7 separate regions of the Mus musculus genome follow, and regions 1, 2, 3, 5, 6 and 7 are each linked to region 4. Evidence: chromatin loops called from intact Hi-C (ENCODE). Cell type or tissue: left cerebral cortex. All regions are shown on one strand.

Region 1 (4,000 bases), 390 kb after region 4:
AAATTAAAACCGACCATCAGAGACTAACCTCAAAAGTACTGTAATATTTAGGAAGAAACAGGAAAGTTCTCAGAAGCTTGCCAGTCTGGCCGTCAGGTAGCCAGAAGGAAACAAGGCCTCTTGAAAGCCTCTACTGGCAGATTATGGGCAGTTTTACTTCTGGGCTTCTGTGTTCCTCTGGAAACAGATACAGTGATGCTGGCATTGGACGAGAGAAAGCATGGGGTTATATAAGCTCTGCCTATAATCTGTCAATTATTGCTGCCCATTTTAACTCTGCCTCTCGTGTGGTCTCACACTGCGGTTTCTGAGCCTTGTCTCTTAGGCTGACTCCAGGACTGCAGGGTGCATGCGGCTAAGTTCCCCTCACTGTTCCTTCAGCCATCGCTCACCCACTCACCTTGCTACGTGTGCAAAGTCTCTCATCTGCCGTTGGCCTCCATTCTTTCCTCATCATTGGTCTGATTTATGGAATTGAGCATAGGAACAGAGGTGAACAAATCCTTCATGCAATCAGCCTGCTCCTAGTGCCATGTCTGAAGTCACCTTTGGTATGAGGAAAATTAATTTCGGTTTAAGGATTTTGTATTATTTTTTAAATTATTGTATATGTGTGTGTTTGGGGGGTTAGATGCTCTCTATGTACCAGTACTCCCAGAGTCCAGAAGAAGACAGTGGACCCCATGGATCTGGAGTTACAGGCAGTTGTGAGCCACCAAAATGGGTGCTGGGGACTGAGCTCTTCAAAAGCAGTGCACTGTTGTTGCCACTGAGCCAGCTCTCCAGCTATGCGCTAGGTTTTATATCTTTCTTTTCGTACCACCACAGAGGTCTCAGAGCTGATGCCTACTTGATCAAATCTCATTACTTTATTATGTCAGTTCCTTTAAATAAAGCACTGGTGGTAATTAAAGCCTATTCTACTTTCTCCTAACACAACAGAAATATCTCTAGCAATAAATATTTTTGAAAGGTACTCTCAATCAAGCAAAACGATTTTCTTCTCTTTCTACCCTATGGAGTCTTTTCTTAGAAATGGAGCCAGACTTTAGCAGATAGTATTCAGCCAAGGACTGTTTTTGTTTTTGTTTTGCTTTTCAGGATGATAACAGAAGTTTTTTTTTACTTCTTTAATGCCACTATTAAGTCATTTATATATGTTGTTTTAGTTTCATATTTTAAGTATTCTCTATATTCTGAATTAATTGTTTGTTCTCGGTATGTTTCAAACCTGACTCTTCAGTTCTGTTCACTGTGGTACCCGCCACCTCTATGAAGTCTTCCATACAGCTAAGCTTGCTAAGGACCATGCAGAACTTCATTCTTTCAAGTAAAATAACAGATCAAACTTTCCCTTTCCTGAATAAGTTCTGCACTGTAGGGTGACCACTTGCACTAAGCCGTTCACAAGAGCCACTGCTTTTGAGTTTTTGAATGAGGATTTTATACAGTTTCCTCTACTACACACATAAAGGAATAACAGAAAACACTGACATACAGGGCATTCAGGCAATAGAGCTTAACTCATCTTCCCTAGACATTAGGCAATGATTCCCAACAAGCCTGAATTATCAGGTTTAATCACTTACCTCATTTCCTACTGATCATATATAAAGATAGTGCTCATGGGAGGGTGTAGGGAACTTTCGGGATAGCATTTAAATGCAAATAAAGAAAATATCTAATAAAAATTTAAAAAAAAAGAAAATCAAAAACGAAAAAGCTAGTGTTCACGTACTTTGAATGTGGTATGAAGACAATACGTGTTTGTTTATCCATTTGGCTCCCGATAGTCCAGATGTGGTACCTGCGTGTTTCTCTGACTCCTCTTGTCCTTACTCCTAACTTAGCTAACAGGCTGACTAAGCAGTTGTGGTGGTTCGAATGAGAATGATCTGCGTAGAGTCATATGTTTGAATACTTGATCCCCAGTTACTGGAACTGTTTGAGAAGGATCACGGTGCGTGATCTCATTGGAGGAGGCGTGCCACTGGGCATGGACTTCAAATTTTCAGAAGACTGGCTTCATTCCCAGCGTGTGCTCTGCCTTCTGCTTGGGGTTTGAGTTGTGTGACTCCTCCTGGCCTGGACTGCTGACTCTGTCATGTGAAAAAGGTAGCCTTTTTCCTCTTAAGGAGTCCCTTTGTTTGGCTCTTCTACGTCAACTTTCCTGTCACATGCTACGAAAACAATTTTATCCCTGATCCTGTTAACATTTCCAGTTCTTTCTAATTTTATCAGCTGTGTGGAAACTTGAAGGATAAAACCTTCTACAACAATCACCAGGGGGGAAAATCATTAATAGTTTGCAAACCCAAACTAAGCTTTAGCAGCAAATGCCCAGTGTACATGAATCCCTAAGTGACGATGTTGCCTAAATGAATCAATGAATGCGTGAGATGGGAACAGCACCCCCTGGAGGTGGAAAGTGGTCCTTTCCCTCCATCTCTTCTTACTCCTTCTCTCTTGTCTTCAAGCAAAGGGCCTTAGAGGTTCTGAGAATGAACACAAGATTTGGAGACAGAAGGTTGCTCACAGAGAGTCAAGTGCATCTTCTGATTATCAGAACAGACAGTTTAAGAGATGTCCAGAGTGGCAGAAGAGAGCTTATCAACTTTGACCCATAAGATACCTGCAATCATTTGCCTGGGGCACGTTTGTGAAACACACATTTTTTTTAAAAACCTGTACTAGACTACAACATCAAAATTGCTGACAGTTCATTCCAGGAATCCGGATGCTTAACCAACCTCCCAAGTGAATCTTGCTTTCTTTCTAGTGTGATTGCCATAGCAGCGGCAGTCACAGCGGCAACTGCAGTCGCAGCCGCCAGCTGCAGCAGCAAGTAAGGGCTTGTGAGGCCTAGCCTCCGGCGTAGACCAGAGTTCTTCAGTATCTGCATTTCGTCAAGATTCTCAGGTGAGAGATGTTTACATGCAGAGGAGGAGCGTTGGTTTTCAGATTCATTGCAGCAGCAAAGGCTCTGAGTTTCGACCATGTGAATGCATCAGTACAAACCACAGATGTCCCAGAAGGGACTCCTGGTGTGGCCAGACACCAGCTGGCTGTGTCCTTGATAAGTATTTGCAATCACGTGCCCAGTGACTGGGTTTTGGCTTGCTTTGTTTTGAATCACACATAGAATCACACATAACCTGTATTCTTCTGAATGATTTTGAGATGACAGGGAGAAACCCTGATAGAGACTATGCACCTCCCATAATCGTAAACTCTTGTCATGCCTGGGAGGGACTTCTGTCCTGTCTCTTGGCACAAAAAGGGGTGGGGGGGGAGGATCACTAAAATCTTCAAGAATAAAGAAAGCTACATAATATCTTGTTGACAAATAAAAGCTGGGACTGGTAAAATGCTCCAGTGGAGAGATGCATTTTTGCACAAGGCTGACAACTTGAGTTTGATCCCCAAATCCTACAAGGATTGAGGACCAATTCAAAGAGTTGTCATGGGATTTCTACACAAATAGCTTGACATATGCACACCTGCACTTAAGGCATACATGCACGTGCACGCACGCATGCACTCGAGAGCACACACACACACACACAGAGAGAGAAAGAGAGAGAGAGAGAAAGAGAGAGAGAGAGAGACTTGGGGGTGATGAAGGATAGCCCAGTTACCAATTCTGTATTTTAGGTTTTGGCATTTTACTTTATTCACAATAACTTCATTTTTACTGCTAGGTGTATTACTAAATCGTGTGTCTTGATTATTGGATGATTCAGCACATGCCTCCCTAAGGTTTTAGACCGCAGGCACGAGCCTCATTCCTCCCGGCTTAGTCTCCTCCTGCTCTTTCCTCACAGCACCCAGATTCCCAGAATCAGAATCAGCTGCCTGCCTATAACTTGACCCAGGTTCATTTATGAAATTTTCATAGGCGTTTCCAGTTCACTTATTCAAATTTACTTCTTTTTTTTTTCTTCAAGACAAACACAATGTCAATGAATTCAGACTCTATTGAGAGACTGTGTTAGCTCTA
Region 2 (4,000 bases), 440 kb after region 4:
GGTAACAACTCCTGGGCTCTGCTTGCCTGGGGGAGACAACAAGTCTTTCTCCGCTCTTTCTTGGTTCATCATGGTTCTTTGGCTTCTTATTCACCAAGATGCAAGGCTACTGTGCCCGATGTCTTCACTGCAAGATGCTGTTCCCTGGTCATCTGGCCTGTTCCACTGTCTAGGAAACTCTGTTGCTTATGTTCACCTTCAACTTCATCGCTCTTGCTGGGCTCATGACATCATATTTAGGCCTTGAACTTTGGGGAGTCTAAGACAAACATCTGGTGTTTACACTTTCTCCACCACAAAGACCCCTGAGATGGTGGATGTCTGTTGGCCATATGATACTATCAAAACCAGAGAGACGGGGGAAATTGTGGAGAAAACCTCAAGAAATACTCAGTAAGTTAAGCTTCCATCGTTTTTTGCTGATGATTATAGGGCTTCTTTCTGCTTTTCTAGCTTTCTCTCTCTCTCTCTCTCTCTCTCTCTCTCTCTCTCTCTCTCTCTCTCTCTCTCTTAAACATAACTGATGTCAAATGTGGCAAAAACAAAATTCAAAGTAATCAAAAACGCTGGGTTTGAACCCCAGTCTTCTGCATTCTCTGGGGACCCCAGAATCCAGCTGAAATCCCTGGATCTCTGCCCAGCACTTCTCCCAGGGTGCTTTGCTAATTAAACATCACAGCAGGACCGATGTGGGCGTGGCCATGCATAGGGCCACATAATTCAATTGAAGAAAACATCAGCGGAACTGAAGAGTGAGATTTGATTTCCTGCCTGAGTTGCCTAAATAACATGATGGTTTCCCTATTTGAGAATCAAAATAAAATAACTCCAAGATTTAAGTCACGCAGAAATTCATCTCCGCTGTTTTCCTCTCAGCAGCCGTCTGTTTAGTCTCCTGAAACTTTACCCTGGCCTACAAATGAATAAATGCTACATGGGCTTTAACAGTGATACACGGAAGAAAAAAAAAGCCATGTCTGATTCGTACAGTAAAGCTGCAATTAGCTGAAGTGCTCAGAGGATAGAACATAGTGCTATCGCTGGGCTGGCTGAAGGATGCTTTATTAAATGATTTCATTGTCATGAGCTACTTTCCTGCCTCACAATTTACTAGCTAGCTGTCTCTGGATTGCATTTCATAGCACAGCGGACTAATCTCTCACCTACCAGCAAAGCCCAAAAATGTTCTCGGAAGAGTGTAGGGAGAAGATCTGGGTCCCTGGCTCCAGCACCCAGAAGTCATCTGGCATTACCCACTAATTCACAGCAAGGGACTAGCTGACTTGCCCCAGCAGTATTTCCTGCAGCTCTGCATCCACTTGTGAATGTTTTGTACTTTCTTAAAGCTGTGGGAATTAGGGTCCCACATTAGGGTCAGAATAGAGTACCAGGAAGGCAGCGCGCACGGGCTCTAGCAAATGAGAATTAGTCATGTGCTGATCCTGAAACCAATCAGTACCATCGGTTAGCATGGCTGCTGCTTGGCGTTCCTGGCAGTGTTAACCCATGCTAAGACTTAAACTGAGGTCACCATGTTGTTTGTTCTTGTGGTTTCGTGTGTGTGTGTGTGTGTGTGTGTGTGTGTGTGTGTGTGTGTGTGTGTGTGTGTGTAGAAAGCATTGTTTAATGTTTAGGAGAGTGCTTAAATCTGCCCTTGAGTTTGGGGTGGAAGGCCACCTCTTCAGGACAGAACTGTGAATCTCTACCATCCTCAGGCCTGGAGGCTCGGTGTTATTTTGAGGATCAGGAAGCATCAGAACACCATTACAAAGGAGTGGGGGCATGGCAGAGGGGACCACTAAAGTTCCCCTCCCTCCTTAGTCAGCCTCTGTGGTCATTGCTATCAGGTTGACCGTCCATGGTTCCCCCATGACACTTTCTTCCTTTCGATGGCCATTCCTAGCGTCCCTTTCCTGTTTCGTGATATCCTTACTTCATCTCCATGTGACACACATGTCACTTTGCCCCTTTCTTGTGGGAAGCCTGCTATCAGCTAGGTACTCCACGGAATGTGTGACTCACGGAAGCCATTCACGCTGTGATTCTAAAGCTTTCAACACTACAGATGCAAGAGTCTTCTAAACGAGTAATTCAAATAGAAACTCCCATACAGTTTTAGCCTACAACTAACTCCTACGGAGGGAGCATCTGACGGTGAACTTAGAGAAAAAACCCCAGTGAGAAAGAATTCTGAATGGAAATAAAACTTCCCTGCTAACCTGTATGTCACCTTGAAGGCCTGCCAGAGTCCGCCAACCCTGAAGGGTCTACACAGGATTCCCTAGCGTTCAAAGCTGTCAATGTTCTAGGTCCTGGGTCCCATCTGGCTAGCTACTTTCCAGGGCAGTCCAGTAACGTAAATACAGTCTCAGACTGAGGGACTATCAATATGTCAGCTAATACGGTGCCCCGGGAAAGAATCGGGAGCTGGGACGCTGGGACTGTGGGGCTCAGGTTTGTGTTCTCCTCATGACCTCTCAGCCTGGCTTTTATCACGATGGCCGCAGCTGTTCACCCCAGCCGAAGTGGGCCACTCGCAATGAGATCCACACCTCAGCTGAACTGGGTAGAGCTAGGGAAACAAGAAATCTGTTTGTTTTAACTTATTTTAGTAATGACTCGGAGGCTGTTTCCTGTCTCTGGTGATGTTGCCTAGAAACCCTATGATTCTGAGTTGAATCCAAGTTGCAAATGGAACATTTGGCAAAGCCTGGGGAAACGCTCTTGGAATCCTGTTGTCGTGGAGATAACTTTTTAATCCACATTAACTCTGCGTGCGTCTTACACATATGTGCAACTGCAGAAATATAAGAAACTGTGTCCTTTTGGTTGTCAGCTTATGTGTCATATGGGGTGGGGGGAATATTTTCTTCTTTTCCCTAAGTCCCTGCCCCAGAATAAAGCAATGCTTCCATTAAATAGATGATATTGGGAAGAAACCCTTTGTCTGTTTTCCCTGCTTTTTTATTCATGGTTCCAAAGAGGGAGGTTGATCAACGCTAGCAATGGGACCTAGTTTGTCTTGGGAAGGGCTCAGTGTGTCGACAATGAGTGTCATGTGCTCCCTCCTCCTCCTCCTCCTCTCTCTCTCTCTCTCTCTCTCTCTCTCTCTCTCTCTCTCTCTCTCTCTCTCTCTCTCGTCTCCTCTCTCCCTGTCAGCCTTCTGGGTAAAGGCTTGTCCTGTAGGAAAAGGCCAGTGCTCACACCCACCTACTTTGCTAAGATGAGACTGGTCAACGCAGCTCTGAGCACAAGGGCTCAGGCACCGCTGGTGCTTTCCAGCTCTGCTCCAAGCCTGCAGCCTCAAGCCCTGCTCCATCAGTAGTAAAGCTGTTATTTTGGTTTCGTGTTCCTATTTGCGGTTGACAGCCTGCCAAGAACTGGAGGGAGAAGTGTGACTAACTCAGGCTGCAACAGATTACTATAACCAGATGGTGGGAGAGGGGCATCTTCATACCTAGAAAGGAGCTAAACCAAATAATCCCTTCTAAGGAATTCCCTCAGAGCAAACAAGACCTAGGGGGCAGTTGGCATCTTGCCCAGAGTTAGTCATAGTGATATGACTTACCTCTAAAGTCTTCATCCAGTGATGTCCCTGAGACTGCTCTTCGGTGCCAGCCTTAGTGACGTCCTTAGCACCTCTTTATCTGTCTCCTATCTTCACCTTGAGGGACTTCATTATCCAGACAGATCCCAGTAACAACCAGATCTCAGAGTTCAAAGTTTCCTCATCTCCCATAAACCTTTGTCACCACCTCACTGAAACCAGTTACTGCAAAAGTCTCACACAGCATGGTGACAAGAGCTGAAAGGTCTCTACTGCTGAGACGTACTCACTGAAGCTGGGGACATGCTCAGTAGGTAAAGTGTTTGCTGGGTAAGTGTGAGGATCTAAATTTGGATTCCTAGAATCCACATAAAGCTGGATGCATTAGTATCCCACTGTCCTACAGCAGGATGGGAGGCAAGACAGGACAGTCCCCAGAAGCTGCCCACCAGC
Region 3 (4,000 bases), 450 kb after region 4:
GGTCTGTTCCCCAATTGGTTCTTGATCCATCAATAAAGATACTAGCGGCCAATGAGCTGGATGAAATAGGCAGGACTTCTGGGTCCCTGCAGGCAAGCTAGCAGAAGCAGAGAAGGGGGGAGTATTTTCATCATGCTTTGGATGGAGAAAAGGTAACCAGCCATGTTAGATCTTGGGATCTTGGGAGGAGAGGCCATAGGCTATTTCTTTGGGTGGCACATTAGAAGCATCAAGCAATTGAGTCATAAGGCAGGTTGAAAATTGTGTGAGTGTGTGTGTGTGTGTGTGTGTGTGTGTGTGTGTGTGTGTGTGTTTTATCCACAGATCTGAGGGAACCTGGGTGGGGCTGGTAGTACAGTCCACCCCCCACCCCCAGAGCTTAAAGCAGGACAGCAAAAACTACATGTTGCAATAGACATTTGTTAAATGTTGTGCTGATGTAGGTAAGTCTCAAGATCACACCAAAAAAAAAAAAAAAGAGGGAAAGAGACATGTACATAAACACATATATGTGCACATCTATACAGATGTATGAATAGAAAATACACATGTGCACATACATGCATGCACACACACACACATCTTGCCAATTCTTGTTTGTTTTTAACTCCTAAACCAGTCCTCTGTCATGCTCAGCCTCTAGGCTGATTCTGAAATCTTCTCACCCTACCTCTTAAGCCTGTGATTGTAAGCCCAGTGGATGGTGTTGTTCTACTGAGGGAGCTGCAGTGGTCTGAAAGTTTCCATTGGAAGGAGGCTTGCTTTATTGTGGGTACAATGTTATGTGCTTGTATCTGGTGTTTTCTTCAGGTTTGTCCTTGTGGTTGTTTGAATGACATGTGCCCATAGTCTCAAACATTTGAAAACTTGATCGCTAGAGTGGTTTGAATGAAAATGATCCCCATAAGCTCTTAGGAGTGTCACTACTATGGCCTTGCTGGAGTAGGTGTGGCCTTGTTGGAGGAAGTGTGTCACTGTCGGGCTGGGCTTTGAAGTCTCCGATGCGTAAGCCAAGCCCAGTGTCTCACTCTGCCTTCTGCCTGTAGATCTGGATATAGAACTCTCAGCTACTTCTACAGCACCATGTCTCCCTGCATACTGCCATGCTACGATAATGGACTAAACCTCTGAACTGTAAGCCAGCACCAATTAAATTATTTCCTTTATAAGAGTTGCCAAGGTGGGGCTGGAAAGATGGCTCAGTGGTTAAGAGCACTGACTGTTCTTCCAGAGGTCCTGAGGTCAATTCCCAGCAACCACATGGTGGCTCACAACCATCTGTAATGGGATCTGATGCTCTTTTCTGGTGTGTCTAAAGACATCTACAGTGTACCCATGTACACAAAAATAAATAAATAATGAAGAAGAAGAAGAAGAAGAAGAAGAAGAAGAAGAAGAAGAAGAAGAAGAAGAAGAAGGAGAAGGAGAAGGAGAAGGAGAAGGAGAAGGAGAAGGAGAAGGAGAAGGAGAAGGAGAAGGAGAAGGAGAAGGAGAAGGAGAAGGAGAAGAAGAAGAAGAAGAAGAAGAAGAAGAAGAAGAAGAAGAAGAAGAAGAAGAAGAAGAAGAAGAAGAGGAGGAGGAGGAGGAGGAAGAGGAGGAGGAGGAGGAAGAAGAGGAAGAGGAAGAGGAGGAGGAGGAGGAGGAGGAAGAAGAAGAAGAAAGAAAGAAAGAAAGAAAGAAAGAAAGGAAGGAAGGAAGGAAGGAAGAAAGGAAGGAAGGAAGGAAGGAAGGAAGGAAGGAAGGAAGAAAGAAAGAAAGAAAGAAAGAAAGAAAGAAAGAAAGAAAGAAAGAAAGAAAGAAAGAAAGAAAGGAAGAAAGAAAGAAAGAAAGAAAGAAAGAAAGAAAAGAGTCGCCATGGTCGTGGTGTCTCTTCACAGCCATAAAATCCTAAGACCATTCCCAGTTGGTGGTATTATTGGGAAGGCTTAGAAAGTGCTGCCTTTCTGGAGGAAGTATATTACTGCATGCACCCTTTAAGAGTTTGAAGATGAGCCGTTTCCATGTGCTCTCTCTTTTTCCTGCTTGTGCTTGCAATTTAAGATGTGAGTCCTCGGTTTCTGTTCCGTGTCTTCGCTGGCTGCCATACTTTCCTGCTGTAACGGGCTCTTAGCCCTCTGGATCCATAAATCCAAATCAACGCTTTCTGTCATGAGTTGCCTTGTTTGTGGCGTTTTATCACAGCGACAGACAAGTAACCAGTCAATCTGAGTATAAATCATTGATTTTACTTCATGCTGTCATGTGTGTTTTATACATAGACTTAAAGGGAAATGGGCCAAGTGTTTTAAACAAAGGCTAGAAACAAAAGAAGCAACAACCTGCAATATATTGCAAGCGTTTCCCTGTCTGAGGACTGTAATTCAGAATTCACACATTCCCTTTGCATTTTCTTTGCCCGTCCATAGTACACCCAACTAAACCAATTCCTTTCATGCCCTCTGCTGGATATTTGAAGTCAAAACATCAACAACACAACAAAATCAGCAAAATGTGCACAGTCATCAAAACCTAGTTATAACGTCTGCGAGTTCTGTTCTTCCTTCCTTGTTTTGATCTGCTTTTCATATGGTTTTGGTTTTTTGAGACAGGACTTCACTGTGTAGCCCAGGTTGGCCTCAAACCCATGACAGTCTTCCTGTTTCAGCTTTACCCGTGCTGGAATCACAGGTGGGCGCCATCGTACTTACATACAATGCCTTTTAGTCTATTAGTTCACTGCAGCTACAATTCATTTTTCTGTGCCTAAGATGTAAATTTCAGAGTTCGTTCTTCCAGGCTTATAGACATTCTTACTTTTGAGAAAGAAGTGAATGGACATTATTTATCTTGCTTCCTCTGTGAGGCACCACGAAAGATGGTTGTGATTCTGGGGCGTTAAGAAGCCTGGGTCCTGCTTCTGTCATAGCATCTGCTGGAGGCTGAAGTGCTCATTGGAAGAGTAGAGGAGTAAAGACAGCCCATGGGACACAGAGCCCATCAGAGGAGCGAAGACATTCCTCACGGGACAATCGGCCCTCCCCACAGAGCACACTTTGAGGGTAACTGGGAAAATGTCCCCCAACTCAGTTCACCCCCACACTTCCCAGAGCGTCTTCTTACTCAGCAGCATTGGGTTCAACACAAAATTGCCTTCTTAGAGTTCCACCCTGGGACCCTTTGAGATTTCCCCCAAGTCAAGTCATTAAAGAGTTATGGTCTGGTGTGCTCGTTGAGGAAATTACCCACTGCAGTCCACTGTCCTCTCAAGCTTTAAAGTCCTAAGCAGGTCAAAGTGGCACAGCTGTCTCTGTCGACTATGGCTTTCATATATCGCTACCAAAGGCTTAATGTGTAGCCACAGTTCAGCAGGGGCATAGAAGACTCGGGGCTTTGAGATTTTCCCTCAGGTGAGACTGAAGAAGCAATTGGAACATTCCAGGTGTGATATGCGTTAGTCCGCAGTCTTCATGGCATCTCTTCCTTGGGGATAAGTAGACAGAAACCTCCATCTACGTCATAGGAGCCCACACCTAGCCAGGGGAAAGCTGCAAGGTGAAGCAGAGCTGACCCACTCTGAAGCCAAACGTCTACTGATGTTCACACAACACTGCAGACCCAGGGACAGTGCAAGGTGACGTGCTGACTCTGAAGGGCCTTCCAGCAGAACAGTCCTTTCACTTGAGGAGAAGCTGGACCAGTAGGTGAGCATGGAGCCAGGCAAGAAGAAACCATGCTGGAAGACAGACAGTCCTCTGTCTCATTTGCTTTCTCCACTTTAGAGAGGGCCGGGTTCTAAACATGGTGTCTGGTGCAAATTCCTCTCAAAACACAAAAGAGAGCAAGGCTTCTAGAGGACATTCTTGGCTTCTTTCTAATATCACTAAAGGGTCTGAGAGGAAAAATCATAGTCAAGATTCACAAGTATGTGTTATACTTGTGTTAATCTCTCAAGTGAGGGAAGAGAGAAAATAAGATCCTCAGATAAGATTCTACCTGCGGCCTAAGAGATGACTCCATGGGA
Region 4 (4,000 bases):
GCGGAGCTGGGGTACCTGCGGCAACGCCAAGAGCTGCTGGTGCGCGGTGCGCTGCGCTGCTCCGGGACCGTGGGGACCGTCGCGCCGCGCTCCGGGGAGCTGCGGGGAGACGCGGCGCAGCGCAGCCGCCTGGAGGAGAAGTTCCTGGAAGAGAACATCTTGCTGCTGCGAAGGCAGTTGGTAGGTGGTGGCCGGTGGCCTGTCTGGAGGGTGGGCTGATGGCCTCTGGCTGTGGGATCCCTGGCCGCGACGTGACCCCCACCTCGATTTTCCCTGAGCCCGTGGTGTCTCGGATGCCCGCTGCCCATGACTTCCACGCGTTGCTGGCGGATGCCTGCTTTGTGTCACCTGAGGAGCTGGCGGATTGCGGGGAGGGGTGGCTGCTCATCTATCCTGCATTTGGAATTCTTGGAGTCCCTTGGTTCCAGCCTTAAAGTTAGGCTACTGCATGCCCCCTTCCTCCGAGGTTTGCAACCCCCACTTAAAATGCCATTTCACCTTATGGTCTCCCTGGTTATCCCTCCCCGGGAAGGAGGGGGGGGGGTGCGCACAAAAGCGAGGAAGAGGCTTGTTGCTTGCCTAACTGTCCAACATTGAGTTTTACGGTTACGGCGAAGCTCCTGCTGGGAGCCGTGCCCTACCCGGTGCTTTCTCTCCTGCAAGTCTCTTTTGCCTGGGCTGGTGCTTAGTTTTAAATAGAAGTCCTTTGTATAAGGCAGCTAAAACTAGATGCAAATACTGGCAATTTGGCCGGAGACCCTGCCCCCTCCTCTTTTATCCGGTCCGCCAGCTGTGCTTGGTGGTGGAGGTGGGAGAAGAGAGAACCTGCTCGCTGGGAGTATTTATCTTATTGGATTTCTGTCACTGTCTCAGTCGTTCTGTGCAGTCTTCATTAGCAAGGAAGAAAAAGAACTTTGGACCTTCATGTGTTGAGAACAGCTTTTGATGCTGCCTCAAAATAATGGCGGCAGCTTTGTTTCAGTGACCTCAAAATGTAGTTTTGGAAACAGCAAAAAGATTATTATCCCAGCGTGTTGTATTAGACTACTTAAGCTATATAATGGCCCCCTGAAAGTGATGTTGTGGGTTGTCACGTGTTTTCTTGTATTACGGTTTTCTAGATTTTTTGTGTAGTTACAGAGCATCAAAGTGCTTTTATTTAATTCATTTTTTTCTGATGAAATTCAATTTTTGGCACACAAGCATATGGCTTACGTCTCTAAGCTTTCAGAAGTCATAGGTCGTGAGCAAGGACCACGTATCTATTTTGTAAGGATGTGTGCTGTGGTTTGTGCAATAGCTCTGTTTTGGCATTTTTACTGTTTCTTTGGTAGAAGAACAGAATTGTATGTACGTGAATTTGAGCCAGTTCTTTCTGGTTGTGACTGGTCGTTTACATTTCGGTATTGTCTTGTACAATAGCACCTTTTTTTTTTTTTTTTTGTCTTCCTGAATCTCAAGATCGAGAGAGCAGCGCATTCCTATTGTCCGCTTCAGGGGAGCAAGGCAGTGTGTCAGGAGAATTCCACTCCAGTCAATGTTTATGGTACTATTTTCATTTGTAGACTTGGCATTCTTGATTTAAACCAGATGCCTTTCGAGTTCTTTTGCTTTTCCAGCAGTGGGGAGCACTAGATGGCAGTGTGAGTTAGCACAACCAGTCTGTCACCTTGGGAAACCCAAGCTGAGTTCAAATCTTGACGGGCTTTCCCTGGAGGGTTTTGGATTCTGCCAGCTCACATTATACTTGGCGCTGGCTATTAGTATTAATTTCTCGCTTTCAAAGGCCTTAAGACTGATTAAGCCCCACTAAGCAACTAATAGAAAACAAAATTCTGTAGGCCATGACATTTGGCCAGAAAACCTCACCTAAGAAAGATTCGAGTGTAATGTAGAAAATCTGTTGCTTTGACTTCAAGAGCCCACTGTGAAGGACTTTCTTTAAACTGGCTGCACACCAGATGATTCGAAGTCTATGCAAATTCCTTGCCCAGACCTATAAAAAGTCAGTTTGTATAGATTAGTGAAAGCTAAAAACAAATCTTTTCCATCCTTGCAGTACCAGGTATCGAACACAGGCACAATAGCCAAGATCTCTACCAAGGAACTACAACTCAGCCACATATATATCCAAAATTTATTGTGTGTTTGGTGTATGCAAATGAGTGCATCGGTGTGGCACATCGTTCTTGTGGAGGTCTGAGGACCAATTCCAGGAGCTGTTTCTCTCCTTCTGTCCTGGGTTCAGGGGACTGAATTCAGATGACCAGGCCTGGACAGCAAGCATCTTTACCCATGAGCCATGCTATAGCCCTGTTATTATTTTTAATGAACAAAGTTTATATTACCAAAAAAAATTTGAGAAAGATCTAAAGATAGAGGCCATGCCTCACCTTCTGATTATGCAGTAGCATTTTGATCTAAAAGGGCTTGGGGACACTCAGAGGAGTGGCTTCCATGGGGGACTTTCAGGTTTTATCACTATGTGCTTGCTTATTTATTTAATTTAATTTAATATAATTTAATTTAATTTTATTTTCATGCTTCTCTCTAATCAGAATTGTTTGAGGAGAAGAGATGCCGGTTTGTTGAATCAGTTGCAAGAACTTGACAAGCAGATAAGTGACCTGAGACTGGATGTGGAGAAGACATCTGAAGAGCACCTGGAGACAGACAGCCGGCCTAGCTCAGGTGAGGGAGCCAGCGAGTGGATCTAGCGTTTGTTTCCAGTGTGAAAACAACTGAACAGTAGCCTGCCATTCATTTGCTTGGAGGGGGAAGTAAACTCAACCCTATAAGATTTTCAATAATGGGGTTGAGCTGCCCAGTGATCCTTGAGTTTTAAAACTACAGACTTCCATTGAGATTTCTGAAAGCACAAACAGACCTCCTTTGAAACCTGAGAAATCAGATCTGGTCTAGAAAATTAGTCACACTTCAGCTTCCTGAGATGGCTGCAGTTTCCCCTTCTTTTAAGCCATTTGGCTCCTTAAGTTTCTTTTTTCTTATACTTACTATTTACTTGAGTGGTTTTTGTTTTTGTAGCCCAGGCTGGCCTTGAGTCCACTCCCGTCCTCCTGCTTCAGCCTTCTGAGTGCTGGGATTATAGGCATGAGCCACCATACCCAGCCATACCCAGAGAAATTAGTTATTTCTTCTGAAACATTCCTGGTAAAGTTGAGGGTCTGGCAGATGTGGGTTCCTTTTTTTTTCACACCTTTAAAGATGGGACAGAAAGTAGGATGAAAGGAACTTTGAACTGTCTCTAGCATTACATGATTTTTACCTTCTCTAAGAAATATTTGAAATAAAACCATATACTTAATTTTGTTTAAAAATCTACCATTTGTGTGATACACCCCCCTCCTGCACACACAAATAACTGGAAACAAAAATGAGCTTTCCTCTTCTTTGATGTGTCAGCCTCTGGTCATTTTATTATTATTATTTTTTAAAAGATTTATTTATCATATGTATTGGATTCCATTACAGATGGTTGTGAGCCGCCATGTGGTTGCTGGGATTTGAACTCAGGACCTCTGGAAGAGCAGTCAGTGCTCTTAAGTGCTGAGCCATCTTTCCAGCCTGCCTCTTTTTAATATACTTGTGTGTTATTGCTTGATAGGATCCTAATTCCAGCCATCCTTTTCCTTGTAGGGTTTTATGAGCTGAGTGATGGAGCTTCGGGCTCCCTCTCTAACTCCTCCAACTCCGTGTTCAGTGAGTGTTTGTCCAGTTGCCATTCCAGCACCTGCTTCTGCAGCCCCTTGGAGGCGGCCTTGACCATCTCAGACGGTTGCCCCAAATCTGCAGGTAAGGATTTTAGCATGGACAGAAGCTCTAATTGGAAGAGGTCAGGGGTCTTTTTTTTTTTATATATATTATATTATATGTAAGTACACTGTAGCTGTCTTCAGACACTCCAGAAGAGAGCATCAGATTTCATTACGGATGGTTGTGAGCCACCATGTGGTTGCTGGGATTTGAACTCAGAACCTTT
Region 5 (4,000 bases), 190 kb after region 4:
GAGAGAGAGCCTGGCATAGGCTTTTGAAACTTCAAAGCTTATTCCCAGTGACAGACCTCCTCCAACAAAGGCATACCTATGACCTCACCTCTCAATCCTTCCCAGTCAACCAGGAACTAAGTATGCAAATATATGAATCTATGGGAGCCATTCTCACGCAAGCCACCATACCAATTCACAAATTTTAAATTACGTATTATTCTGAGTAGTGTGATAAAATCTTGTGGCATCTGACCCCACTGAGTTCTGTCCTGCTTGGGATGTAGACTATTCCTTTGTCCAATGTATCCACACTGTGTATAGGACCAGCTGTTAGTCTCTTCCTAGCCATCATGGCTATCCAACTGTGTCTAAGCCACTCTGTTTTTAAGAATGCTCTCAAAGCACAAGGGTAGTAATGCTGCAATTTTATCCTAGTATATTGTTAAAATTTTTCTGTTTTATGATTGTTGTTAGTTTCCTGCTAAGCCCAATTTATAAATTAAACATCATCACAGTTATGTACTTGAAAAGAAAAAAAAAACCCACATTCTAAATCAGATTCTATGTGTCTTTCAGACATTTAACAGGGATCCTGGGGTGTACATTCCATGTGTGTTGGGAGCACACAGGGACTGGTACTGTTTTTTATTCTCATTTCTTCCCCATAACAAAGGAAAGAAAATTTTATCTTCCTAAGGTTTGTCCCAAGAATTCTGTAACATTGACAATGACAACTCTATGCTGAACATGAAACACGAGGGTTGAGAGCAGGCTGGTATCGATGCTTTGTATCAAGGAGAGCAATGACTCCAGAGAGGGCAGGCAGCCCAAGAGGGCATGCAGGCTGGGACTGTGAAGTGGAGGACCCCAGGGAAACATGGGACTGGAGAGGCTAAAGCACACTTAACAATTCTAATTCCAGATATCCTATTCTCAACTCTGAGATCAGTTCTGATGAGTTCCTGACACGCATGGACCCATACAGTGTCTAGTGTCGCACACACAGAAAGACGTAACCAACCTATCATCAGGAGGCCAGCCTGGAGGTGTTATGGAAATCTCAGAGGAGAGATCTAGATCACCATAGCCACAGAATCTACCACCCTGAGCTTTTTTCTCATGGACCTCTCACAGCGAGGAGAGCTTTCTATTGACTGGGTTGTATGAGATACCCAATGGGCCACAATGCAAATACAATACTTTGCCATCATTATGCTGCAAAAAAGTAAAATAAATGGTAGTGAGGCACCAGGTAAAGCAAGGAGAAAATTTTCTGTTGCAGTTAGGTAAGTGATTTTTATTATTGTTTTAATTCTAAGGGATTGGTTCCATGTAGAATGTTAGTCCACTGTTATTGTGTAAGCATCTTTCTACTGACATGCTTTAGACTCTATATAATATCAGAGAATATTCTGTTACGACAACATTTTTAGGACTAAGATGTCAAAAAAGAAACTGAGTCATATTTCCTGTTCACTACACTGCCAGGAAATGTGGGACATTCTAATGCAGATGACATCTTCATCTCTGTTTCTGATTCAGACACACAGGTGCGCCACCTAGCTTTACCATGGACAACCACATCATGGATAACTGACATGCTGAGAAGGCCTGGGATTTCCATCCCCGACCCTCCTGCAGCAGTTGCATGGGACATCCGTTAGACTTTGCCCAGCTCTCTTCGAGACTTGCTCAGAGTTCCTGCTTCATCGCCTTCCAGAGCATCACAGTCCATGTTCTCATAGCTTTATATGTGGGAAGATAAGTTCAGAATAGCCCGGGGTGGTTTTCATCCCAATGTAGATAAAATTTCAGGGTGTGAAGTTCTTCAAATGGAATGCCTTTTTATTCCTTTTAGAGAAGCATTGACTTGTGGTTGTCTTTTGGTATGAGTGGAAAGCAGGTGCTGAGAAGACGGTATGTGCACGGCTATGCGCTTCTCCATGTCTGCGTCTAGAAGGGCAGAGGAGTAAGGGAAGCTATGATAACGCAGCTGTTCATGCGCTCATTTCATTCAGGCAGCTATGGCCATAGTGGAAAATACCTTTTGTTCCTGTATGTGCAATAGCTGAAAGATATTTATTACCTTGTCACTCAAAAGACTTCCTCCTGGATGGCCGAATGTCTACAAGACAAACAGAAAAGGCTGTGGAATTCAGTGATCACACTGTGACTCTGAACATCTGTGTTTAAAGCTAGTGGAGTTCAAAGGAGGGTCTGGAAGAATTTTGGGGACGGAGGTGTGACTTTGTACTGACACTGAGCCGTGGTGCTTGAGTGTCTGGGAGGCTGGAAGACAGGCCTGTCACTTGAAGAACCTTCTGACAAGGATGTTTTTTTTTTTCTTTTAAATGCTGTGTTAATGTCTCTGTCCTTTTCTGCCCTCAGGGCTAGTGCCACACAGGCTTGTGTGTTGCAAGCAACAGAAGCAGTCTGTCTATTTTAAATCAAGGAGAATATTCACTGTAAGAATAGTTGGGGCTAAAATTTCTAATGGGAAGAAGGAGATGCTTGGAAAATGCAAAGCCACAGCAACCTCAAGATCAAGGGACAGAGCTACAGCACAGCTGGCCGTGCATGCCTCTGCCCAGATGTGCGGAATGTGTCTGTAACCATCCTTTCCACCCTCACACGCTCAGAGTTCAGAGTTCTGAGAGAGAAGAGTCTCTTGGCTGAGCCTAGTTCATCAGCCCATCCTCCCTACACAGCTCCAGAAGATGCACAGAACAAGGAGGCCTCTCTGGCATCTGTGGTGTAGGAGGTAGTGGTTTTCTCCTTTTTAAAAGTCCATACCAAATGGTCCTGCCCTCCAGAAGGAAGGTCGCAGCATACGCAGATAAGGGTGGGTAGTTGAGGGCTGTTAAGTTCAAAAGCAACCCAAGAGAACCACTGGCCTGTGGTTAGCTACAAGACACGAGGATATGAACATGCGCACACCTTTCTGTTTTGCTGGTTGTGTATCTTCCTTCCCGTGTGTTAAGGATTAGACTCAAATGCACATGTCCGGTGTTAGCAATCCAGGCGTGGTTTTAGCACTGAGAAGCTGGTGTGTTTTGTTCATCTGCAAAAGGAGGGTAACGACACGTGTCTCCGAGTGCCACTGAAGGCTGAGTGGGCTGTTTGTGAAGTGCCTGGCCTACCTGGTGTTCAGTAATGATAACAGCTTTGATGCCCCATCCCCTGACCTGTTTTCTCAAAGGACAGTGTGCTATGTCCTCAGGCCAGGACAGTTGCAGACTGTCTTAGTTAGGCTTTCTATCGCTGTGATAAAACACCACAACCACAAGCAACTTGAGGAAGAAAGGGTTTATTTCAGCTTACATAGGCCAGCCACAGTCCCATCAGGAATGGAAGTCAGGGCAGAGATTCTAGGTATGGATCTGGACTCAGGAGCTAATGCAGAGGCCACAGGAGGGTATGGCTTCCTGGCTTGCAACCCATGGCCTGCTAGCCTGTTTTCTTATACCATCCAGGATTACCCGCCGAAGGGTGGCAGTGCACTAGGGCCCGGTCACATTAATCATCCATAAAGGGAATGCACAATGGGGCTGCCTACTGGCCAATCTGTTGGGGGCATTTCTCAACTGAGGTATCCTTTCCCAAAATGACTGTAGCTGGTGTCAAGTTGGCATGAAGCTAACCAGCACAAAACTTTGCCTAGGAATTGTCCCACTTAGTAGTTGTATGTCCTTCTTGTCTCTGTATGAGCATGAGATCCACCTATGTGCAATGGTGTGTGTGCACATGTATGCATGTTCAAGTGTGGGCCACAGGGTACTCTTGGCTCTTGCTCCTTAGGTGACATTCCCCCCCCCCTTCCTTTGAGACAGAGTCTTGTGTAGCTCAGGCTGGTCTCAGATTTGTATATAACCGATGATGGCTTTGAAGTTCTGATCCTCCTGCCTCTATTCCTTGGATGCTGAGGTCACAGGCGTGTGCCACCTTGGTTTTTGGCCTGGAGATTGCCAAGTAGCTTAGGCTGGCTAGTGAGCTGCAGGTACCCACCTGTCTCTGCCTA
Region 6 (4,000 bases), 270 kb after region 4:
AGACCCTGTCTCAAGGGACTAGGTGGAAATTGACAGAGCAGGACATATGCCACATCCCTTAGGTCTCTGAGCATACTCGTGTGTATGTACCATACTAATGCACACACATTATCACACACAACTTATTCTGAGAACATATCCTTGTCATTAAGTGATGCATAATATTATATATATCTACATATGTATGCATATACAGATACAGGTAAAAGCATACAGTTATGTGTACAGACACACACATACACACACACACACACACATATACACACAACTGTGCATGTTCAGCAAGCCCATCTTAAATCACCTCTACACTCATCTTGCCCTTCCCATGATAGGCAGGGCAGGGAATGCCTGTTGAAAAGTCGGGGCAGTGTGCACTCCAGTACAATCCTTACTACCAGTTTGGAGATGTCTGTCTTCAGCGTTCTCATCGTGGTCGATATTTGCTTGAGTCAATAGCTGTTCATGGTGAAGAAGCACCTTTGAGGGTTAAGTGCTTTCAGACTCTGAACACCAGTGCCTGCCTTAAAATGCCACTTAGCTGTCTAATATCTCTTGTTCATCCTATCCCTACACAGCTACGTGTCTGGAGAAACCAGCCTACACTTGCTGCTGCCTACTTCGATGTGGTCACAGCCCTCACCACAATACAGAAACTGCTTTCTTTAGACTCAACAGAGCCTTTTCCGTGACTGTATCTGATATGCATTGACTTCAGTTTACTTATTGTCTTAGCTTGATGAATCCACTCGTGGCCTATACTCTTTCCCTAACAAGGTTCCCTCTGTCTTCCTCGGCCATGTCTCTCTTGGTTTGCATCTTGTGTCATCTGCCTGTAGTATTGCAGACTCTTCCAGCTAAAGTGGTCTATTTTGGGTTAAGCAGTATCTCCCAAAAGACAGATCGATGTCCTGGTCCTGCAACCTGTGAATGTGACCTTCCTTGGTAATTGTGTCTTAGCAGATGTTATCCAGTTAAAACAAGGATATTAGGTTGGGTGCTAATCAGTATGACTGATGGCCTCAGAAGAAAAGGAAGACAAGAGACCAGAGGGCTGTGGGACAACAGAGGCAGAAGGTGGGGCAGTGCAGCCTCAAGCTAAGGAGCATGCCAAGGATTGCTGATAAATGGCAGAAGCTAGAAAAGGAGGGATCGACCACATCAGATTTCAGAGGGAGCTGGGCCCTGACAGCAGAGTGATTTAAGACATGTCATCTCCAAGATGATGACATACAACCCTTGTGCTGGTTTATTCCACTTGTACTTTGTCACAGCAACGGTAGGAAATTAAGATGGGGGTGGGGTGGGGTGAGGTGGGGGTGGGGGTCGGGTAGGTGGAGAGTGTCTGGAGAGATAGTTCAGTGGTTAAAAGCACTCCTTGATTGTCGCGGGCCGTCCAGCGGCTCGCGAGGAACTGGTATGGCTGAGATGGCAGACTCGAGCTGAAAGAAAAGGAACTAGACTGACGGGAGAAAGAACGGAGCTAAGACAACCGGTTTCTAATCAAAGCTCAATTTTACTATTCAGTGCACTGGGTTATGAAGAAGGGGGAAGGGGCTCATTCCTGCCAAACAATCCTGGAGTCCAGTTGCAGGTGACCACGTGCTTGGCTCCGGAGCAGCTAGGCGGCAGGTAGCAGGTAGCAGCAGTGGGAGTGGCAGAACGATGGGGCGGGGCGGCAGGCTCCACCCCACGCTCCCTTCCTGCTAATAGTGAAACCTGAGCTAACAGGTTTCAGGCCGAGGGTGGGGAGGTTACACTTGATCTTGCAGAACCTTTGATACCCAGCCCTCACATGGGATGCTCCTAACTGTAATGTCAGTTCTAGGGGTTCTGACGCCCTCTTCTGGTCTCTGCTAACTCCAGCATACTCATGGTATCCACTCACACAAACACAAACTTCTTGCCCATTCTCCACAAAGGGCACCTTCCTCATCTCATGGGTTAAATGTAGTTTCATTCAGACTCATAAGCCCGAAATTTCTTTTAGTAGAAATAGAGAAATCCAGGATAGGCAGAGCTACACAGAGAAACCCTGCCACCCACCCCCCCCCCCAAACAAAACAAAACAAATAAAACCAAAGAAACAAAACGAAATAGAATAGGCACGGGTGCTGCGTGATGCTGCCCACAGGAGCCGCAGTTTTAAGTTACAGTGACTCACAGGAAGGTTTATGTTGTACAGAATTCTGTCCTTGGTGATGGGCTGCCATTGCCTATGCCTGGACTGTTCTGCCCGTGGATCTGCCTGGCGTGGGGTACTTCCAGATGCCGCCCGTGATGATGATTCCTGGGAATTTGGCAATAACAAAAGGTCAGTATGTTCTCAGGAAAGCTTCTTATGGAACATTCTAGCATGGGGGGATGTTTAGCCTGGTGACTCTGCAGTGGAGTTTCAATAATGAATTCAGTAAGAAGCGTGTCCCCGGGCAGCTCTGTCCCCGGTGGGACTGTCTGATGAAGTGGGCTCTGTTAACCGCTCTGGGGGCTTCATAGGCTTTGATTACTGCTCACGAGGTTTGCATTTCTTCAAGGAGCTTAATGAGGTTTTTCTAGGGGGCAAAAATCATAAATTTCCATGTTTTAGTAGCTCGCTTGGTAGAAGCATAAATTGTACATCTCTCTCACAGCCCATAGGAGAGGATGCCTCACTTGCTTCTTCTGTGAGGTAGTAAGACAAATGTCATCTGGTCCATCACGTCTGAAGAAATATAGAGAAGAGCATGGTTACCATAAACATTAATTATCTTTTAAAGGGACATACTCAGTTTAAACAAAAATATCAGGTTTGCAAAATGTGTAATGTGTCTTTTGCAGCAGTAGGAGCCAATGCCCAATGTCAACTGAATGTTTTTATAGCCTTAAAATATCTGCATTCATTTTCTTTTATATGGTCATAATTATAGAGCAAAACAAATCATTTCTAGTAAATTCCAACTTATTTAAGTGATCTTCTTCTCCCACCAATCTTCTTTGATTGATTTATTTATTTCCTATTCTTTTGTTTAAAAGTACTTCTATATCTTAAATGATTCTAACCAAATTCATAGTTGATAGCCAAATGTTTTTAATAACTCTCCCCCATAGTTTAATGGCAAACACATCAACGTATGCTCGACTGCCTGTCAGCTCACTAATAGTGGCATCCGTTCCTCTGAGGAGCCCGGGAATGTATATATAAAAAATGCAATCAGAGGCATTCTAAATGAAATAGCAAATTTAGCTGATGGAATGTGTGGCATACTAATGAGCCTCTGCCAGGCCCGCTGTGCGCTTGTGCGTGACAGGCTGAGAGTGATGACCTTGTTCCAGACTTAAGCAGAGAGTCACTGCAGCTGGCGACAAATAGATGCCTCTGATTACACTCCAGCCACCCCGCCTCTCCTGGGACCTTAGTAGGAACTCGCAAAACACATGAAAAAAAAAATGCAACTTCAATTCACGTCACAGATTTGCTGACTTCTGGGGGAGTGGGGCACAGGCAAGGGGATACCTGGAGCTAAATCTCTGAAGTCCACAAATAGCTTCAAAATTCCTTGTTCTCCTAACTGATACACTTAACAAACAAACAAACAGACAAACAAACAAAACAACAACAAAACTAAACCTAGAAACTCATAGCACAGGCTGGCCTGGAACTTCTTATGTAGCTAAGGATGACCCTGAGTTTCTGAGCCTCTTGTCTCGGCCTTCTGAGTCTTGGCCATACCGGTGTGTGCTATTATGCCTAGTTTATGTGGTGCTGGGGATAGACCCCAGAGCTTCATGCAGGTTACACCAGCACTCAACCCACCAAGCCCCTTCTCTAACCCCTTAGGCAACATGTTCTCAAAATTAATCTTAAAATTCAGCAATTAATCTTAAAATTCGCTGCCTTCCCTTGCTGCTTACAATCTTTGAAAAATAAAAACCTTTTAAGCACAACCTGCAAACAGTTTAAAGGGTTCCCTAAAACAGGAGGAGGAGCTTAAGGACTGGTCCAGGAGTGGCGCTTTAGCTGATA
Region 7 (4,000 bases), 180 kb after region 4:
CATGCCCCAGTGATGTGCCTTCACATCTTTCTAAAACCCAGTCAAGTTAAGAATAAAGATAACTATCTCAACCAGTCTCTGTACCTCTGCACTCACACTGTCGCGGTGGCCAGAGTCATCTTAGCTCTCGGCCGTATCTCTGGAATATAGATGATTTGGTCAAAAGATGGGCATGTAAACTAAGTCAGGCTAGCAATTCTTCTCCTAAATTAAAACAAAGTCATCAGGAAAGTGGAGGTATGCTGACAGAACAAGAGAACCACACAGGAACAACTGGAGTAGAGGTGAGGGAGGTGGGAGGAGACAGGCAGAGGTTGTAATTTTGGTCGCAGCTAATATTTGGCTCCATTTCTCCCCTCAACTTTCTTGAGGCAACCCTAAAGAAAAGTAAATTGCTTTGCTGAAGAGCCCTCTAGTAAGGGGTTGGTCTTCCTTTTTCTTAGACCGAGATGACAGACTTCTCCCTGTGACAGAATCTATTCTGGTCTGAATGTCCATGTCTCTTCTGAAGATATAGTGGAACTTTACTGCCTGTGGATAGAATTAAGAGGTGGGGTCTTTAGGAGCGATTAGGTCATAGGCTCCACCTTCATGGATGGGATTAGTGCTTTAGGAAGGGCTAGAGGTAACTCGTGAGACCCTTTTGTTTCTTTCCCACACAAGCACCCACTGTTTGCTCACTCTGGAAGGAGTGTTCAAGGTCCTCTCCTGGAAGCAGACCAGCCCGTGACTAGACACAGAGCTACTGCTGGGTAACTTGATCATGGATTTTCCAGCCTCCAGAACTGGGGGAAATAGATTTCCAGTCTCTGATATTTTATTGTAGTAGCTCAAAGGGCCTAAGACAGGAATCTAATACAATGATTAGTTAGAAAAACAGAGGTTTTTCTCCCCTCCCCTCCCCTCCCCTCCCCTCCCCTCCCCTCCCCTCCCCTCCCCTCCCCTCCCCTCCCCTCCCCTCCCCTCCCCCCCTCGCCTCCCCTCCCCTCCCTTCCATCCTTCCTTCCTTCCCTCTTCCTTCCTTCCCTCTTCCTTCTTTCCTCCTTCCTTTTTTCCTTCCCTTCCTTCCCTCTTCCTTCCTTCTTTCCTTCCTTTCTTTTCATTTTCCTTCTATTGTTTTTCTGTACAGAGTTCTGGTTGGTCTGCAAGTTACCATACAGGGCAGGCTGACACTGCATTCCTTAGATCCTTCGGCCTTTGTCTCCCAAGTGCTGGGATTATATGTATACTGTGTCTGGCCTTGGGCTGACTTCTCAACTCTGAATGTTAATGAGCACAGAATATAATTGAGGCAAGAGGAGATTTTCAAGCCTTCCTCCAACAAAGCAAGTAGACAGAGTAGAAATCAGCCCCCACGGTGCTCTGAAGTGACATGACATCAGCAGCATGTAACAGCTTTGGAATGCTGAACCTGAGGTAGCTCTCCTCTAATAGATACCGTCCTGTTTGGGGAATGGAATGATGGTGCTGTGGTTTGGATGGGATGTCCCCATGTTCTCTGACATTTAGAGACTTGGTCCCTAGTTGGTAACACTGTTTGGGGAGGTTTAGGAAGTGTGACCTGGAGGACATGTGTCACTGAGGATAGGCTTTGTAGTTTCAAAGTCCCCTACTCTCCCCAGTTATGTTTCTGCTTTCGGTTTGAGATGTGAGCTCTGAGCAGCTCCGGTTGCCATGGCTGCTGTTGCCATGCTTCCCTGATGGGGATGGACTCTATCCCTCTGGAATGGTGAGACTCAAATAACCCCTCCCACTTTCTCTAAGTTGCCTTGGTCATGATGTTTGATCCCAGCGATACAAAGATAACTGATACCTATGAGCATCCTGCAGCTGTCCCTTCAGATGGCAATGTAGCAGGGGTAAGATGCCCGCTGGCTTTCTGATGATGCTTTACAATGTTTGGGCTCACTTACATTCACTTGATGCAGATGTTGTTTGTTTTGATTTTAGGGCATATATATCCAAATTTTCAAGAATCAACCCTTCCTTATCAACAACTTCTTTGTAAGACTTCTTGCTGTCAATCACTCTAGACAGAGGATTTCTTGTTACATTGTAGAAAAGGTTTGACCGAGCAGTTGATGGTGCATTTTGGAGTTAACATTTCATCCTTCCTAAACTAATTCAGTTTTCTTCTCCCTGCCACACAAATCAAAAGGCCACTATGTTGTCAGTAAGTGCTACTTAAGTTTAATACACAGTGTGTGGCCAGTTGCCAATGAAGCAACCCTACGCTTTCACAGTCTGGTGCTTCAGAGCCCAGATGGCCATTGGATTTCCTAGGACAAAATCCTAGATCTGTCCCAGATCTTTTGTGTGACTTTGGACAAGTTACTTGGCATTTCATTATTTTTAACATGAAGGCAATTGGCTCATCTATGATAGTGCTGGGATCTACAGATACCATGCAGTGGTTTCTATGATCATTTTTATATTGGAGATGGTACCATTTCCTTATTAGAAGAAAGATTTAAAAATTAAGTCTTCTGAGATAGGCATGGCTCTGAATATCCAGAATCCTATCTATCTGAGGCAAGAAGAAAACAATTCAAGGCCAGTCTGGGCAATTTAGCAAGGCCGTCTGGGAAAAAAAAGTAAGTAGGCTGTGACAGTTTACACACACACACACACACACACACACACACACCCTAGAAAAAGACTGTGGGAAAAATTTAAAATATTTGATTCTAGTTTAAGAATAGCCTTGACAGGATGGATTGAAGTGTTTAATGTTGAAAGGAAATACGCAGAGAAAGGTCAGGAGTTAGAGAGAAGAGTCTCAGGTCACAGAATCGCCACACACTGCCTCCCTTGGATTTCCAAGCTACCCGTGGCAAGCAGGTCTAGAGCGTGGCCTCTTTTTCCGGTTCCTATTGCCACAGCCTTAAAATCCCATAAGCCACTTCTGTCTGCAGGGAGGGGAGGGGCTTTCTGCAAGGGGAGGGGCTCTCTGCAAAGTAATGATGCGCAGGAGACGCATCATTAGTTGCTCAGTTCAACTAAGTAGCTGGTGCTGATCCAAATTTCTGGAGTGTGAGGGTGCCAAATGGTTTTATGTCAACTTAACACAAACTAAAGTCATCTGGGAAGAGGGAACCTGAGAGAACTGCAAGTAAGAAAATGCTTCCGTAAGATGGGGCTGTAGGTGAACCCGCCAGAGCCCAGCCTCCTACATGTGGATGTAGGAGGAGGCATGGAGGTCTTTGTGCTCACAGATAAGTGCTAGGGAACCAGGAATGTTAAACACACAGGGTTGTTTCTTCAAAGGAATGGATGCATAACATCTGTTATCATCCCAGAAGGCTGGAAGCAGACGTGGTTAATATGGTGACCATGTGAAGATGTCCCGACCACGACACTGCTCTCTAGAATGGACCAATACAGCGAGGACGGCATTGTGATGAACAGGCTTCTGATTTTCACTGTATGTTAGCAGAGAATGGAGTCGATGTAAGGCAAAACTGCCAGTCATTTCTCCTCCTCGGTGATAGCATCACTCGCCCACTTTGAAGACCTTGGCTGAGGCAGCTGAGCCACCATACAAGCCTTCAGGTCCCACGCCATCTGGCAGATCAGGAGGGTTACTTTCTGTTTCAAGAAAGCTGATTTTCAGTAGATTGTTGGCTCTGCCTCCCAAGGTGATCATTTACTTAGACCACCGGGAACTTTGTTCTAGATGATGTTTCTAAGGATGTTTGCACAGTGATCAGTCTAGCAGATATCATCTCCATCATGAGCAAACACAGGACAGGCATGCGTACTGTTTATAGTAACAAAGATAAGCCCCAACTCTGGGGAACAGGCTGGGCTGGAGGCACTACCTGCAGAAACAGCTTTGCCCAGGACAGTCAGTTAGTCCTGGGATGCAACTTTCTCTAAGAACAGGCCTTTATCTTACCCTTTTGAAATGTTCTCAGAATGGGGCTGAAGGAACTGATGGTTGAACACCATACCAGTACTCTGCCCTTTGCTGTGATCAATAAAGTATCCCCAATCTCTG

Evidence for each region. A loop is a pair of places that touch in the nucleus more often than their neighbours do. Peaks named below come from ENCODE experiments on the same cell type or tissue, not always from the same donor. Only the 100,000 strongest peaks of a DNase experiment are listed, where the experiment ranks them.
Region 1: a loop joins it to region 4, with 6 times the contacts of the local background. A loop is called at or near these places in 27 of 42 quality-filtered maps.
Region 2: a loop joins it to region 4, with 7 times the contacts of the local background. A loop is called at or near these places in 2 of 42 quality-filtered maps.
Region 3: it touches region 4 in a loop (2.8-fold over the local background); 4 of 42 quality-filtered maps call a loop at or near these places.
Region 5: a loop joins it to region 4, with 2.5 times the contacts of the local background. A loop is called at or near these places in 10 of 42 quality-filtered maps.
Region 6: it touches region 4 in a loop (2.7-fold over the local background); 11 of 42 quality-filtered maps call a loop at or near these places.
Region 7: a loop joins it to region 4, with 2.4 times the contacts of the local background. A loop is called at or near these places in 8 of 42 quality-filtered maps.

The regions. Positions count from the first base shown.
Region 1 is chr12:71,699,545-71,703,544 of GRCm38, forward strand. The region is part of intron 2 of 9630002D21Rik (a long non-coding RNA gene); the gene reads left to right. Among named protein-coding and RNA genes, the nearest start is that of Gm46356, 72 kb to the left of the region's middle. In left cerebral cortex, a CTCF peak has its summit at 2,421 (motif pointing left); a DNase peak (open chromatin) is centred at 2,416.
Region 2 is chr12:71,745,540-71,749,539 of GRCm38, forward strand. No RefSeq gene overlaps it. Among named protein-coding and RNA genes, the nearest start is that of Daam1, 84 kb to the right of the region's middle. In left cerebral cortex, no CTCF peak of the experiment used is centred here; DNase peaks (open chromatin) are centred at 2,039, 2,686 and 3,375; H3K27ac peaks cover 431 bases.
Region 3 is chr12:71,760,942-71,764,941 of GRCm38, forward strand. No RefSeq gene overlaps it. Among named protein-coding and RNA genes, the nearest start is that of Daam1, 68 kb to the right of the region's middle. In left cerebral cortex, a CTCF peak has its summit at 2,444 (motif pointing left); a DNase peak (open chromatin) is centred at 2,451.
Region 4 is chr12:71,310,128-71,314,127 of GRCm38, forward strand. It overlaps Dact1 (dishevelled-binding antagonist of beta-catenin 1), which reads left to right. Exons shown (of 4, transcript NM_021532.4): 1 at 1-180; 2 at 2,559-2,691; 3 at 3,658-3,813. Among named protein-coding and RNA genes, the nearest start is that of Dact1, 2.2 kb to the left of the region's middle. In left cerebral cortex, a CTCF peak has its summit at 1,630 (motif pointing right); DNase peaks (open chromatin) are centred at 134, 360, 587 and 1,637; H3K4me3 peaks cover 1,605 bases; H3K27ac peaks cover 869 bases.
Region 5 is chr12:71,496,900-71,500,899 of GRCm38, forward strand. No RefSeq gene overlaps it. Among named protein-coding and RNA genes, the nearest start is that of 4930404H11Rik, 42 kb to the right of the region's middle. In left cerebral cortex, a CTCF peak has its summit at 1,549; a DNase peak (open chromatin) is centred at 1,660.
Region 6 is chr12:71,575,836-71,579,835 of GRCm38, forward strand. It overlaps 9630002D21Rik (a long non-coding RNA gene), which reads left to right and starts at 2,096. Exons shown (of 3, transcript XR_872814.1): 1 at 2,096-2,311. In left cerebral cortex, a CTCF peak has its summit at 1,849 (motif pointing left); DNase peaks (open chromatin) are centred at 1,822, 2,231 and 3,246.
Region 7 is chr12:71,486,568-71,490,567 of GRCm38, forward strand. No RefSeq gene overlaps it. Among named protein-coding and RNA genes, the nearest start is that of 4930404H11Rik, 52 kb to the right of the region's middle. In left cerebral cortex, no CTCF peak of the experiment used is centred here; a DNase peak (open chromatin) is centred at 1,680.